Regions from separate parts of the Homo sapiens genome. Here region 2 is linked to region 1. A link is an interaction called in ENCODE POLR2A ChIA-PET data of the cell type or tissue named here. Cell type or tissue: PC-3. All regions are shown on one strand.

The links. ChIA-PET counts read pairs that join two places held together with the same protein. Peaks named below come from ENCODE experiments on the same cell type or tissue, not always from the same donor. Only the 100,000 strongest peaks of a DNase experiment are listed, where the experiment ranks them.
Region 2: POLR2A ChIA-PET joins it to region 1 with 10 read pairs; 3 of 35 experiments call an interaction of 5 or more read pairs at or near these places.

Annotation. Positions count from the first base shown.
Region 1 is chr2:27,919,263-27,921,762 of GRCh38, forward strand. All of the region lies in intron 2 of BABAM2 (BRISC and BRCA1 A complex member 2), which reads left to right. Among named protein-coding and RNA genes, the nearest start is that of BABAM2-AS1, 29 kb to the left of the region's middle. In PC-3, no CTCF peak of the experiment used is centred here; a DNase peak (open chromatin) is centred at 1,439; H3K27ac peaks cover 1,211 bases.
Region 2 is chr2:28,091,892-28,094,391 of GRCh38, forward strand. All of the region lies in intron 6 of BABAM2 (BRISC and BRCA1 A complex member 2), which reads left to right. Among named protein-coding and RNA genes, the nearest start is that of MIR4263, 97 kb to the left of the region's middle. In PC-3, no CTCF peak of the experiment used is centred here; no DNase peak of the experiment used is centred here.

The DNA.
Region 1 (2,500 bases):
CATTTACAAAATTTTCTATGTTCACAGTCACATTTTCTGCAAAAAAGTAAGTTCTGTTTCTTCTTTTCCAATTTTTATACTCCTTATTTCCTCCATCCTGGCTAAGACCTCCAGTACAATGTTGAATTAAAGTGATGAGAGTTGGTATTCTTGTCTCATCCTCTATCTCAAAGAAAAAAATTTTAATGTTTTGTTTTTAAGTATGATGTTGCTTTAAGTTTTTTGTAGATAGCTTTGATCACATTAAGGAAGTTCCCTTTTATCCCAGTTTATAGAGAGCTTTTAAAATTATGAATGGATGTTTAATTTCATCAAACACTTGTACTTATTAAGATAATCCTATCAATTTCCTCTTATTCTCTTAGCAGAGTTAATTAAATGCACATATTAGAAAAGAAGAAAGGTTGAAAATTAATAAGCTAAGCATCTATCTGAAAAAGTTAAAGGATTTTTTCCCGATCCTAGTTAGCTGTTAAAAACTGTATGTGAGCCCATCATTCCTACTGAAACCATATTGTAATTTAAACCACATTTTTGTTATAGGGACACCTACCAACATTTAAAAATACTTCCTACTCTAAAGTAGAGTTGAAGTTTATCATTTATAAATGGAGATATGGCATAGAAGCTGAGAATAACAGTTGACGCCACATGAACTGGCAAACACATTTTCTTGAATATTTTAATTTTGTAATTTTTAAAACATTCTGGGCTGAGTCACTTATTTTGGTGATGGCATTTTGGAATCCTATGCTAAGAATTAAATGTATCATTTTTTCTAGGAGGGTCTAGCCATAGTTTTTAGGCTTTAGAGATAGAATGTACTTGATGTATCAAGAATATCATATGTCATCAAATGCATAGCCCCATTCCCCTGAAAATCAACCGAGAAAATCTATCTGAATGCAATTTTGTCTTCTTTTACCGATTTTAATTTGTCCTTTTTGCTTGTAAAAAGGTCTAAGACTTGACCTTGTGGATTTGGTCTGGCCAGTCAGATGGGGTATAATTATAGCCCTTTCAAGGCTGAATATGTAAGATTCCATGAACCAGTTCAGATGCCTTTGCAGATAAAATGCTCATGTTTTAGATTATTTAGATAGATGTTAAGATACCCTTTGTCAGTCTTCCAGCTTCTTTACTGCTGCATCCAGTCTAGAAACCATGATAATTTTTGAAACTGAGTAATCTATGTTAGATTTAATTCAGAGAAAATAAATTCTAAAAGATGAAAATGTAGTTAATATTAGTTAACAGTAATTTACTGTAATATGTGACTTTTTTTTAAAAGGTGGTTATTGATCTTTGAGCATATTTTATTTGAGAGTCACTTGTTATTTTAGGTTGCCAAAGTTGAAGACTTCCTTCTCAGCTGATGTTAAATATTGTTGGTTTAGCACAAACGTCACTATCAAGAAAACAGGAAGCTATGTAGGACACATGCCAAATGGTAAATTAATAGTCAGGGTAAAGGAAACTGACGTAGACTCAGGGAAGGAACCCTGGACTCATCTACTTTGTTCTTTTTAGGTGGCTTGAAGAATAGAAATGGTCTAAGTCATTATTTTTTTCCAGACAGTGTATCAAAAAACAGGGTTAGCCCTATTAAGCCAGAAAGAATATATTTTCTTATATTTTGCATTATTTTAAAACTGCTAATGTTTTAAAGGTTGTAGAATATCTTCATATAGCTTTGTTAATCTAGATTAGTTCTTGGCTGTCACTAAAAAGCCTATAAAGTATAGTAAAATTTGCCTACTTTTATTTTTTTATAGTGAAACCTTAACATTTGAGTCGGATCTCAGTAACTAGGAACAAATGATAATTTAAAGAGGAGTCAAATCCAAATTTACCTTTCATTATTTACTTAAACTTTATATATATAGTTTGCTAAATCAGTGAACAGTGTCATCATTGTAGAGTCTGTGTCAAGTTACGGGGGGCTTGTTCCCTCTCTTGTAGCCTTGATTTATGTGTTTACAGTTTTTATACTTATTACTGATAAATAATTTTCTTTTCATTAGAACGCATGTAATAGAACTTCTTTTTGGCAATATTTTGTCATCTTTTACTTCTCATTTTTCTAGGTACTTAATAAAATATCATTTGTTGAAAACATTTATAGTTCACCAATTATGAGATTTATAGTTATAAATCTTTATAAGCCACTAATTATGATTTATAATTCACTAATCATAAGATATTAATCTGATGGTTTTCTCTTAAATTATTGAGAGATGGTTTAATGTAGTAATTAAGAAAGTGGGCCATGGAGGCAGACATCCTGGGTTTGGATCCCAGCTCTGTCACTCACTAGCAAGTTACATAAGCATCTACGTGCCTCAGTGCCCTCATCTGTAAATTGGGGTAATAACAGCACCTATCTTGGAAGGTTGCTGTAAGTTTAAATAGTTTAATATAATTAAAGAGCTTAGAATAGTGCCTGCCACATTAGTAAATGCCCGACAAATATTAGCTGCTGTTATTTGTTTATTGTGGA
Region 2 (2,500 bases), 170 kb after region 1:
TTTTTAGTCTGCATGTTGCTAAAATCAGCTATAAATTTCAGTCTATCAAGGTAGTCCAATAGAACCTCAATAGTTGTTATGAGGTAAGAATAACTCTTTGTACCAAAATCTATCTAGGATGTTAGGATGTTGCAAGAATAGAAAATTACAAACCATTATACCTCGTGAATGAGCACATAGATACAGAAAGCTTTAGAAAAACACTAGAAAACAGAACTGAATATTATTTTTAAAAAGGTAATCATAATGCATTATGACCAAGTAAATCAGGAAAAAGGCAAGGATGTACACTCTTATGACTTTTCTATTCAACTTTGTAATCAATGCCATAAGACGAGAAAAAATAAATAAAAGACATAATGATTGGAAAGGAAGAAGTACAACTGCCTTTGTTTACAGACACTGTAATTGTGTATGTACAAGATCTAATGAAATATACAAAAAGATTGCTAGGACAAAGAGTGAATTTAGCAAGGGACAAGATACAAGGGTAGTAGTAAAAATAATTTATGGTATTTCTGTATACTAACAGAAAAACTGGAAAAGTATCTATATATCAACAGAAAAACAATACCATTTAAAATAGCATCAAAAAGCATAAAATATGAACAAATTTGTTTAAAGATATAAAGGAGCTCTATAGTGAAATTTGTAAAATATTGCTGAGAGAGATTATAGAAGTCTTAAGACAGAGGTATACCATGGGATGGGCCCAGGAATCTTTACAGCCCCCCAGGATGCTTTGAAACAGAAGCCTGGTTGAAGAATAGGGTAGCATGATTTTTAATTCTTCGATAGTATTTTGTACCTAACCAATTAATCTTAATATATCCAAGTCCTCTCTCCCTTCGTCTCTGCCTCTCTCTCTCTCTCTCTCTCTCACGCTCTCTCTCTCTCTCTGCCCTGATCATTTGTACTTATTCTTGCCATCCTTACTGGACTGTGAGCTCTTACAGGGTCAAGATCATAGGATCATGTTTTCTTTGTCTTCATCTTCTCAGCATCCGACAGTCCCTGGGCACATAGCACTGAGTGTGCTGTCTGTATAGGATCACTGCCCTTTTGCTGGTGTTATCTTCAGATCATTCTTTATGATTATCATCAAATTATTAAAAGGTAGCTTTTTAGGAACTTACATTTTAGGTAAAATGTACTTTTCCCCTATTACATTAGTCTCATTGAATTTTAATCATTATTTTTAGTTATCTTGATCCAGCTTTGAAGAGTAATCATTTCTGTTCTTTAAATTTGTATACCACTTTACTATCACAAAACTCTTTCACAAAGAGTATTTTTTATGCTCATCCCAACAATTCCATGTGGTAGGCAGGACAGATTTGTACTGTTTTGGTTTTAGGTTGTTTTGTTTTCTGTTTTGGGTTGTTTTGTTTTGTTTTAGCATTTTAAGAGAAGGAAAGGCTCAGGGGAGGCTGAGAAAAGTTAAACTCTTGCTCAGAGTGTCATAGCTAGTAAATAGGAAAGTGGGATCTGAACTTGTGTCTTTTTATTTCAAATTCAGTTTTCTTTACTGTACCACACCAGTCACTACCATCTTAGCTGAGACACTTGCCTTTTTTGGGTGAAGACAGCATGTCATCAGCATAATGTCAGCACTCTGTAACCTTTATTTCCTGCATGGCCATACCCTGCTTTTGGGACTGAGAGCCGGCTACGACGTATACCTGTAATAGGAATAAAGATAGAACGTTAATTTCCTTGTAGGTTTCTTGGTTCCTTTACAACTTTTTAAATTTAGCTTGAATTTAGTTTTGTTATGAATTAATTATTCCATTGTTTGTTCACTTGTTCATTTTTAAAAATCTATTAAGCAAATGATTATTGAACATCTCCTTTGTACATCTCAGGCTTAGAATAAGATTGGGACTGAGCCATCACATTATTCACAGTTAGTGAGGGAAACAGATAAGAAATTAATTGTTATAATAGTTAAGACAAAAGTACAGACTTCATCGTGAAATATTTGGACCAAACGTAAGAATCAAACATTAATGCTGCTGACAGATTGGGAGTACAATAGTGTATATGGGAAGCCAGGCTGGGGGGCTGATGCAGGAAATGATAACCAAATTGTTCTCTGTCCTGAGCCAGGTTGAAGGACACATTGAAATAGCCAGGAGTGTTTTGTAGCCTGTTCAGTGCAGGCCTAGGTTGGATTATCAGAACAATGGACTGACCCTTCCCCAAATTTAATTTAAAACATTTAAATCAGATTTTCTACAAAGTTTTCTATTAAAAATTAATAAAAAATTTAAAATAACACAAATATCTATATGTAGAGAGAGATGATTGTGTTTAAATTCATTATTAACATCTGTAATGAGGATGATTTATGGTCACTACAATAAATGCTTTATTCAGAGATGTTTTTGGTCTTGTTCGTGGCTGTGTCTGGCCCAGAATAGGTACTCAATACATCTTTATTGGATTTTAATACATTTAAAGGGATTTAAAAATTAAATATAGATAGATGGCAATGATT